Regions from separate parts of the Homo sapiens genome. Here region 1 is linked to region 2. Evidence: read pairs that join two places in POLR2A ChIA-PET (ENCODE). Cell type or tissue: PC-9. All regions are shown on one strand. Links, peaks and the distances in the headings refer to the core of each region. The heading gives the core; the rest is flanking DNA.

Region 1 (5,368 bases), core at 100-5,099, 88 kb after region 2:
GAGATCACACCACTGCACTCCAGCCTGGGCAACAGAGCGGGACTCCATCTCAAAAAAAAAAAAAAATTTATGTATATATATACACACACATTTTATATATATATATTTGATATCTGTGCAGCTTCTTAGCTGCTGGGGACCCAGCAGAGAGCAAAACAAAACAGACAAGTTCCCTGCCTTCATGGGAGAAACAGATGATAAACAGATCCAAAGAGAAATTATAACAACTGCTATTAAGAAAAGTAAAGTAGCTATTTTGGTTGGGGGCGGGGGGGCGGGGGCGGGGTGCCAGGGATGCCTCTCTGAGGATGTGGCATTTGAGCAGAGACTGATAAGGGGAAGTGAGTCATGCAGGTATCTGGAGGAAAGGTGATCCAGGCAGAGGGAACTGCCAGTGCGAAGGCCTCAAGGTGGGAGAATGCTTTGTGTGTTCCAGCAAGGGCGGCCGGGCCAGCGGGCTCAGGGAGGAGTGAGGGCAACCCTGGCTGTTACCACTGGTCAGTTCTGGGTAGTGGAATATGGATTTTTTATATGATGCTTTAATTTTTTTAATTTCTAAAAAAAAAAATCTAAACAAAGATAATGTAGGGTTAAAAAGGTTACTGCTGGGAGGCTGGGTGTAGTGGGGCCTGTAATCCCAGCACTTTTGGAGGCCTAGGTGGGTGGATCACTTGAGCTCAGAAGTTTGAGACTGGCCTGGGCAACATAGTGAAACCCTTCTCTACTATTAAAAATAATAAGATAAAGTGTAACTAGAAGAAAACTTAAAAAAAAAAAAAAAGGCTGGGCATGGTGGCTCATGCCTGTAATTCCAGCACTTTGGGAGGCTACTGAAGTGGGTGGATCACTTTTGAGCTCAGGAGTTTGAGACCAGCCTGGCCAACATGGCGAAACCCCGTCTCTGCTAAAGAAAATGCAAAAAATTAGCCAGGCATGGTGGTGGGCACCTGTAATCCCAGCTACTTGGGAGGCTGAGGCAGGAGAATCGCTTGAAGCTGGGGGAGGCGGAGGTTGCAGTGAGCCAAGATCAAGCCATTTCACTCCAGCCTGGGCGACAGATCGAAACTCTGTCTCAACAACAACAACAAAAAAGGCTGGGCATGGTGGCTAACACCTATAATCCTAGTACTTTGGAAGGCAGAAGTGGGAGGATCATTTGAGCCTAGGAATTCGAAAACAGCCTGGGTAACATGGCGAAAACCCGTCTCTACAAAAAATACATTAGCCAGGCATGGTGGCATGCACCTGTGGTCCCACCTACTCAGGAGGCTGAGGTGGGAAGATCACTTGAGACCAGGAGGTTGAGGCTGCAGCGAGCTGTGATTGCGCCACTGCACTCCAACCTGGGTGGCAGAGTGAGACCCTGTCTCAAAAAAAAAAAATGTTACTGCTGTGTGTAAAATACAGCAGTGTGCTTTGCAGTAGGATGAAAAGGAGAATTTCCTGTCAGGAAAAGGCTCTGCATAAAGGGCAAACTGTGCACCCCTCTACCTGGGCAATCATTCCCACAGGTCAGGCAAGACCTGCCTTGTGCCGATAAAGGCAGGGGTTTGGAGTCAAGCCTAGCCCTGCTGTGCCCCACCGCACACATCTGGTGCACCCACCCCACACATCTGCACCCCACTCCACACAACTTCAGGACAAGAGGGGCACTTGGTCTAATCCAGAGATGGCAAAGGCCAGGTGTTTGTGCTGAGGCCAACCCCTTCCCGCCCAGGGCACACCGGGCTGCTCCATCCTGCATCCTTTCCTGCAGAGCCCAGGCTCAGAGTCCTTCTCAACACAGAGCCCTAGGCAGCCATCACCAAGTGGAGCTGCATATGGGGGGAAACCAGCCTGCTTCCCCTGAAATCCAACTCCTCATGTCACACATGAGGATGCTGAAGCCCAGAGAGGGGTAGGCACTAGCCCAAGGTCACACAGGAAGGGGGCTAGAATGGGGATTCCTGAGACTTAGCTAGTCCCACTTGCTGGGTTTAGAAACCAAGGGTCTTCTCCAGAAGGTCTGGGACTGATTCTGGCGTTGAGTCCTGGGAAGAGGCCACTCAGAACAGGGAGGTTTTAGTGAAGCAAGGGGAGAAGGAGGCCTGGAGGCTCTCTTGGCTTCCTTCCCCAAATTGCCTGTGGTCCTCTTTGAGTACTGGGAGAGAGGGGGTGCTGCACCCCCAGGCCCTCCTCTTCTTTGGAAGGAGATGGGGACAAGAGCTGGTGTTTCTCGGTGCCCCCAGCCCACAGCATGGTATGGCCAGCTCAGCCCAAGATGTGGCCCCAGGGAAGGGAGGAGGACCGGTAGGAGGGCCAGATGAAGCAGGCAGTTGTAGAGCTGTGGCTAACACCAAATGCTGCTTCCTGTTCGTGATTTTAGGACATGAGTCATCAAGGGGCTGGCCCGGCACATTCAGGGCGCTGAGATAAGCAGGACTGAGGGACAAGAAAAGGTTACTTGCCCTGGCTGTGGGCCAGCCTTAAGCAGGGAAGGAGTAGGGTTCCCGCTGTCCAAGCAACCCTGTAAGATAGATTCCCACTGGGACCCTGAGGCCAGGTCAGAAGGAGTTGGCTTTGTGGCTGGCTCTGAAAGCTCACTCCAAAAAGAATATTGCATGGAGACCTCCCCATGGTGGAAAGAGCCCCTCCCAGCACAACCACAGCTCAGCCTTCCAAACTGCCCTCAGCCACACACAGCACCTGCTGCACCTCAACCCTCTGTACGGTTTCTCAGCAGGTGCCCCTCAGTCACTGAGGAGTCCATTAAAAAGCCAGATATTAGGCCCTCAACAGACATGGGCGTGGGGCCCAGGACTCTGCATGTTTCACAAGCCTTCCAGATGATTCTTATGCTGGTTGAAGCTGGAAAGCCACTCCTCCAAAAGATCCACTAGAATGCCCGGTACACAGTAGGTGTTCAATAACTGTCAGTGGACAGACCGGCTGTCCTCGCACACGTGGCCTGCCCGTGGCCCTGCCTTCTTCCACCCTCGCTTGCAGGAGTGCAGTCATCCACCTACTGGGGTGGGAGATGTCAGGGGACCTCTGAGGGCTGTAGACTGAGCTGGGAAGTGAGGAGAGGCTCCAGGGAGTGTCTGGCCAAGAGCTCAGATTCTGCACATGCAGCCCCTGAGTTGAGGACCTGAGGGCCACAGTTCCATCTCTGCTTGAAGACTGTGTTGTCAACAAGGAGCAAATGGGGACTTTTCTGCGCTGTGGGGCTGGGAGTCTACCAGATGCATGGCTTGGGAGTCTGGGTTGGGTATACAGGGCCTAGGAGTGATTGGGCTGGACTGGGTTCCTGAGCCTTGACCCGGACATCCATGTACCCATTCATTCATTCATTCATTCATTCTCTCAAGTCTTCATCCCTTCATCGCCTCCTGCGTACCCTTCATCCTGTATTTGGTCCTTATTCACTTCAACTTTATCAAGCCCCCCGTTAGGTATCTCCTGGGCCAGAACATACAGGAGATGCACAAGAAGGGACTCAATCAAGGGAAATAGAGGGAACCAAGAGCAAGTCCCCCTACCCTCGGGTATCACACAGTTCAGCAGTGTGAGAGCTCCATGCTGAGAAGAGCCCCTTGGCTATGGAGAGGCCACCAAACCAGGTTTGAACCCGCTGTACCCCGTATTAGCTGGATAAGCATACCATAAAGCTTGCCCCCCACCTGGTGCAAGATAAAGTGTGTAAGTCATCTTTCCATAACCGCTAGTATCACAATTACTAAGAGAGGCGAGGGCCGTGTAAGCAACTAATACCGGAGTAAGTGTTATGCTAATAGTCTGTAGACGTACCATGTTATCCTGCCCAGCTTGCTGGGGTGTGGTCAAGGGTGGTTTCACAGGAGAGCACGAGTGGAGCTGTGACTGGAAGGACAAGTAGGTGATCACCAAACAAACAAAGAGGAAAACACACCTCAGGCAGAGGAACCTGCATGGACAAAAGCATGGAGGTGGGAACTCAGGGTTGCTCCGAATGCCCAGGGAGTTGGCCTGTAGAGCTGGGGTTCGTGGTGGGGCTCTGCCTGGTGGGCCAGCTGGGCCAGGACATGAAGGCCTCCAGTGTCTTGTGGAGGAGGCTGAAATCAGTTCTAAAGGCCATGGAGAGCCATGGGCTAGGTTGCTTCTCAACCTTGGCGTTCTGGACGTTTTGGGCTGGATAATTCTCTGTGGATGAGGCTGTCCTGAGCGTTGTGGGATGTTTGGCAGAATCCTGGCCTCTACCTGTGAGATGCCAGCAGCACCTCTCCCTGCCCCCTGCAGCTGCGACCACCCAAAATGTCTCCAGACATTGCCAAATGTGCTGGGGAGGGAGAGGGGGTAAAATGACCTCTGGGTTGAGAAATCCTGGGCTAGGAGAGTGGCATGAGTGGCTAATGCTTTGCAGGGCTGGGCCTGACCACTCCACGGAAAGGCAGATTCGGGGACAGAGCCTGAAGGCCAGAGCCTCATCGGGAGGCCCAGAGCATCATGGGTGGGAGATAGAGCCAGGGCTGGGCTGTGGGGCAGAAGGAGAGAGTCCAGGCCCTCCACACTGCCTCTGCTGTCCCTGAGTTTTACCATATTCCCCAGTGGCAGGTACAATATGGTGAGTGTCAAGATCAATCCCCCCCCCACCCACACTGAAGAAAAAGTCCCGGACCACGTGTGCAGGTCATGTGGAGAGACAAACTGGTTCAGCCAGAACTGGCCATCGCCACCTCCAGCCTAAATAAGATGTGGGGTTGGAGAAGCCAAGAGAGAGGATTTTGGGGAAGGAGTCACCATTGGGCTGAGTGCCCCCTGCTGCCCTTTGGAGCGGAGAGGGCACTTCCTCTTACCTTGGGCCAAGCAGGAGGGGATACGAGGGAGCCATCTGGGGGCTTCATATCCCAGGAGTTTAAGGACCATAACACAGGTGGAAGATTCTTGTCTATTTTGTCCACTGCTGAGTCCCCAGCACTCCAGGGCTGGCACACAGTAGGTGCTTAATAAAGGAGCCTGTGGCTGGATGGACCTGAGCCAGCATTGCTGGAGTGAGCCAGGGTGCACGGAGAGTTAGCTGGGCTGCTATTGGTGCGCAGCAAAGGGCAGGCAACCATGGACCCCAGCGAGGAGGCCAGCCTGACCATCTCCATCCCAAAGTGCTTCCTAGTAGGTAAGGCGGCCTCAGCAGGAGAAGCCAGGAGGACACCATCCTGTAGGAGCTGAAGGGGAGGTGGTGAATTGTGGCCAGCAGGAGGTGCAGGCATTTCAGGTGCTGGGGAGCTGTGGCCAGTGGAGTCAGTAAGAAGGTCTCCAAGAAACCTGCACTAGAGCCCCAGAGAGAATGAGCTGGAAACTGTCCCCAAAGTCCCCAGTGCCAGATGGGTGACAACTTTGGCTGCCATGGAACACT
Region 2 (5,368 bases), core at 132-5,131:
GTAGAGCATTTCGTTAAAGGTATGAACTTTTTTGTCAGCCTGTCAAGGTTATCCCTTGCTTCTGACACTAGATGGTGACTTGAGCAAGTTAAGTTACCTCTGTGTGCCTCGGTTTCCCCATCTATAAAATGGGCTAATAACAGTAGCTACCTTGTATTGTAGGGCTGGTGTAAGGATGACATGAGTTAATATGTGTCAAGTGCTGAGAGCAGCTTCTGGACACAGTGAGTGCTGTGCAAATAAAGGTGAGCCTTATTAGGTGCCTGTTGTATGTGGGGCATTATGGATACAGCCATGGAGATGAACCAGTTCCAGTCCTTGCCCTCGATGGGGGGCAGTGTGGGAAGGGGAATACAGAAGAGAGGGTGGCCAGTACTGCGTAGGGGACTGTCTGGGGCCTGCGGGAGTCCAGAGGAGCCCATCTTTACTTCTGCCTGGGTCAGTAGGGGAAGGAGCCTCCAGAGTTTGCAGTGATGAGGCTCTGCACCACAGATGGTGCCATTGTCCTTGCCAGCTTTGCCCAGGGCTCTGGAGGCAGCAGAAGGGGTCAGAGGTTAAACAGCACATCAGTGCTGGTGGTTGGGGCGAGCCTGGGGCCTGCTTTGGAAGCCCCACCCAGCAGGTTCCCCTTGGGTTCTTGGGTCCTCCAGGGGGCTAAGAACTCCTAGAGGCGTCGCCCACAGCTTCATTTCAGCCATCAACTTTCTTGACGGATTGCTGCCTGCCAGGTACGGTTCCTGCTCTCAGAGAGTGCGTGCACAGATAATGTGGCCTCCACACAGTTTACTGAAATGGTTCCAACCTGCTGAGACCAGGAAACTCCTAAACCCCACCTTCACCTTCCCAGCCTGGGCAGGCACCCTTCCCACTCTTGATTCGGGTGAGGGAGGCCAGGACGCAGCGGCCAGGCCAAGAGTTTCCTCTCTCTCCAAACGGTCTGGGGGGCATGTGCCCTGCCCCTTCCCCACACATAGTCTGGGAGAGGGAGGTGGGCAAGGAAACACACCAGGCTGGGCGCCAAGGCTCACGCCTGTATTCCCAGCATTCTGGGAGGCCAAGGCAGGAGGATCTCATGAGCCCAGGAGTTTGAGAACAGCCTGGGCAACAAAAAATTAGCCGGGCATGGTGGTACACACCTGTGGTCCCAGCTACTCAGGAGGCTGAGGTGAGAGGATCACGTGAGCCCAGGAGGTCAAGGCTGTAGTGAGCCGTGTTCATGATCGCAGGACTGCACTCCAGCCAGGGTGACCGCAAGGCCCTGTCTTAAAAACAAACAAACAGACAAACAAAAAGTAAATACACAAGCCCCTTCTGAGCAACTGGCCTGAGGCTGGCGCAGGAACCTAAGGCACCTCCAAGAGGATCAGAAAGTCGAATACTCCCAGGGAGCTGGGCCCCGCTTCCTTTTCCTTCAGGTCCACTATATCCATCTCTCTCTCTCTTTTCTTCCTTCCTTCCTTCCTTTCTTCTTCCTTCTTCTTTTCTTCTTCCTTCCTTCCCTCCCTCCCTCCTTCTCTTCTTTCTTTCTCCCTTTCCGTTCCTTTCCCTTTCGTTTTCCCTTTCCCTTTCCTTTTCCCTTTCCCTTTTTCTTTTTCTTTTTTTTTTTTCATTTTCTTGACAGAGTCTCACTCTGTCGCCCAGGCTGGAGTGCAGTGGTGAGATCGTGGCTCAATGCAACCTCTGCCTCCCGGGTTCAAACGATTCTCCTGCCTCAGGATCCCGAGTAGCTGGGATTACAGGCGCCCACCACCACGCCTGGCTAATTTTTATGTATTTTTACTAGAGATGGGGTTTCACCATGTTGGCCAAGCTGGTCTCAAACGCCTGACCTCAAATAATCTGCCTGCCTCGGCCTCCCAAAGTGCTGGGACTTCAGGTGGGAGCCACCGCACCCAGCCCACTGCATTTTTCTTTGTAGCTGCCATTGTCCCGTGGCGGCTGTTGCTGCCCGGGAACGTACTTCAGGGCTGGGTGGGTTTTACCTTGTCTGAGTTGTAGCTAAGGATGCAGCTCCAACACTTGCTTCGGCCCTGGAATCTTCAGGATCCCTGCAGTCTCAACAATTGGCTCATGGAGCCGGCACGGGATTGCTGGGAGGCAGGAGGGATTTCTTGGTGGGAAGTGAGGATCGACCAGTTGCTAAATTCGGACTCAAGGCGTGATCTTGCTAAAACGGACTCGCTCTCCTCCATCCTGTCCACCTCCCCACCACATTAATGACCCTGAAACCCTTTAATGCTTCCCTAGTGCCAAAGGCAACATGTCCCAAAGTCACCTTCTTTCTTTCTTTTTTTTTTTTTGAGACAGAATCTCACTCTGTCACCCAGGCTGGAGTGCACTGATGTGATCTTGGCTCACTGCAACCTCCGCCTCCCGGCTTCAAGAGATTCTGCTACCTCAGCCTCCTGAGTAGCTGGGATTACAGGCGTGCACCACTACGCTAGGCTAATTTTTGTAGTTTTAGTAGAGAGGGGGTTTCGCTGTATTGGCCAGGCTGTTTTCAAACTCCTGACCTCAAGTGATCCGCCCGCCTCGGCCTCCCAAAGTGCTGGGATTACAGGCATGAGCCACCAGGCCCGGCCTCAAACTCACTTTCTGGCAATGGCAGTTCTGAGAAAAAAAGGTTCTATGGCCAACGAAGTTTGAGAAACATTGCAGAGTTTTCTGACTAGCTCCCATACCCTTCCTTGGAGAATCAAAGAGTAAGTAACCACATCAAAGGTTCTGAGAAGCCCCGTGATCTAAAATGGAAACCTCTCGAATGGACTCCAGTGATTATTTGTGTTTGTTTGTTTGTTTATTTATTTATGAGACAGGGTCTCACTCTGTTGCCCAGGCTGGAGTGCAGTGTTGCAATCATAGCTCACTGTAACCTCGAATTCTTGGGCTCAAACAATCCTCCCACCTTAGTTCCTTGAGTAGCTGGGACTACAGGCACATGCCACCATGCCCAGCTAATTAAAAAAAAATTTTGTTAGGCCGGGCACAGTGGCTCATGCCTGTAATCCCAGCACTTTGGGAGGCCGAGGCAGGTGGATCACTTGAGGTTACGAGTTTGAGACATGGTGCAACCCAATCTCTACTAAAAATACAAAGCTTAGCCAGGTGTGGTGGCACATGCCTGTAATCCCAGCTACTCGGGAGGCTGAGGCAGGAGAATCGCTTGAACCTGGGAGGCAGAGGTTATAGTGAGCCGAGATTGCACCACTACACTCCAGCCTGGGCGACAGAGTGAGACTCTGCCAAAAAAAAAATTTTTTTTTTTTTTTAAAGAGACAGGGTCTTGCTATGTTGCCCAGGCTGGTCTTGAACTCCTGGGCTTAAGCAATCCTCCCACCTTGGCTTCCCAAAGAGCTGGGATTACGGGTGTGAACCGCTGCGCCTGTCCGTGTTCTGCCTATCATCTGTTACCATCCGGTAGCCCCAGCATTTGATGAAACGCTGTTTGGGAAATGACAGTGAAGAGCTTCCATACTCATCTCTTTTTCTGACTCCCTGACTCTCTCTTCTGCCTCCCTCTTGCATTTTTAAGTTCCCTTAAATTGCACTGGGCTCCCCTGGATAATCCAGAAGAATCTCCCATCTGAAAGTCAGCGGGTTCACAACCTCGATGCCATCTACCACCCTGATTCCCCTTTGCCATGTAAGGAGACGTATATGAGCACATATGTGAATATATCACCCTAGGTCCTGGGGACCCAGTGAGGATGGTATGATTCTTGCTAACTGACAGAGCAGGAGCGTCACCATCTTGGACAAGCATCGCCGTTTTAAATTCTCCTTGATTAAAAACCGCCTAAATCCAGCCCCAAAACATCAGCCTAACGGCTAACGTCAGCATGACCATAAACCACAAATGACACCTCCAACCAGAAACATTCCAACACCCCCATCCGACTGGAGACATGCCAGCCCTGAGATAACCTCCCCTCTGACCAGAGACATTCCCAGCATACAGTAAAACTCTCCTCCACACAGAAACATTCCTAGCCTGCGAAAAGCTCCCATCCCAGAACCCTTAAATACCCTTAGTCCATAAAAACAATGCTGCTGAACGAAATTGGCCAGAAGGCCTTCTTGGTTTTATTCTTTTTTTTTTCTTTTTCTTTTTTTTTTTTTTGAGATGGGGTTTCACTCATCTTGCCCAGGCTGGAGTGCAGTGGCGTGATCTCGGCTCACCACAACCTCTGCCTCCCGGGTTCAAGCGATTCTTCTGCCTCAGCCTCCCGAGTAGCTGGAATTACAGGCATAAGCCACCATGCCCGGCTAATTTTGTATTTTTAGTAGAGATGGGGTTTTACCATGTTGGTCAGGCTGGTCTCAAACTCCCGACCTCAGGTGATCCACTTGCCTTGGCCTCCCAAAGTGCTGGGATTACAAGCGTGAGCTACCGTGCCCGGCCTCAGTTTTATTCTCCAAAATAAACCTGTCTTTGGTAAGCCGCTTTTCATATTTTTTTCTTCTTTCTTCAACTCTTACACAAAAATCATTTCAAGGTGCTTGCCTGTCCCTGAGTTCCTTCCAGCCAGGGACTCCAGGCTCCACCCTCTATGCTGTTTCCGTGTCCACTGTCTTTGGGTTTTATCTCCAACCCTGGGGCCAGGCAGCATGGGGCCCTGCACACTCTTTCTCAGCTGTGCAGGAACTGGGGAAAACTCAACTCGGCACCTGCTTGCAGTGGGACAACTGTGAGAGGTGCTGCCTGTGGCCAGGGATGGAGCCTGTGGCCAGGGATGGGTGTGTTTAAAGAGGTGGAGGAGGAGGACTTTAGTTTCAGGTAGTCTCTTGGTCTGGAGCTCAAGTGAGCACTGAGTGTGGAGAGAGGGGTTCAGAGTCCTACAGTTAGGAGGTGACTACTGAGTTCGGCGTGTGGTGGTATAGTCTAGTGGTTGCTTAGGAGCGAGGGTGTGGCGGTAGACGCATAGTCCCCTAAAACGTCCATACATTCTACATTGTTAATTTGGGACAGGGTCTCACCCTGTCACCCAGGCTGGAGTGCAGTGGCCCAACCACGGCTGAAGAGATTCTCCCATCTCAGCCTCCCGAGTCGCTGGGACTACAGGTGCATTCCACCACAACCAGCTAATTTTTGTATCTTTTGTAGAGACGGGTTTTTCTCCTTTGCCGTGTTGCCCGGGCTGGTCTCAAACTCCTGAGCTCAAGTGATCCTCCTGCCTCAGCCTCCCAAAGAGCTGGGATTATAAGTGCGAGCCACTTCGCCTGGCCAAATGTCCACACATTCTAATCCTTGAAACCTGATACTATGGATCTTGAGACAGGAAGATGATCCTGGATTATCAGGGCGGGCCCAATCTAATCACAGGAGTCCTTAAAAGCAGAGAACCCTTCCTGGCTGTGTTAGAGAGAG

Evidence for each region. Peaks named below come from ENCODE experiments on the same cell type or tissue, not always from the same donor. Only the 100,000 strongest peaks of a DNase experiment are listed, where the experiment ranks them.
Region 1: POLR2A ChIA-PET joins it to region 2 with 17 read pairs; 4 of 35 experiments call an interaction of 5 or more read pairs at or near these places.

What each region holds. Positions count from the first base shown.
Region 1 is chr1:12,159,643-12,165,010 of GRCh38, forward strand. No RefSeq gene overlaps it. Among named protein-coding and RNA genes, the nearest start is that of MIR7846, 4.6 kb to the right of the region's middle. RefSeq lists enhancers at 1,182-1,691, 1,692-2,201, 2,202-2,711, 2,220-2,359, 2,870-2,999 and 2 more. In PC-9, for the core only: no CTCF peak of the experiment used is centred there; DNase peaks (open chromatin) are centred at 359 and 2,379; H3K27ac peaks cover 1,681 bases.
Region 2 is chr1:12,071,998-12,077,365 of GRCh38, forward strand. The region is part of intron 1 of TNFRSF8 (TNF receptor superfamily member 8); the gene reads left to right. Among named protein-coding and RNA genes, the nearest start is that of TNFRSF8, 11 kb to the left of the region's middle. In PC-9, for the core only: no CTCF peak of the experiment used is centred there; no DNase peak of the experiment used is centred there; H3K27me3 peaks cover 1,281 bases.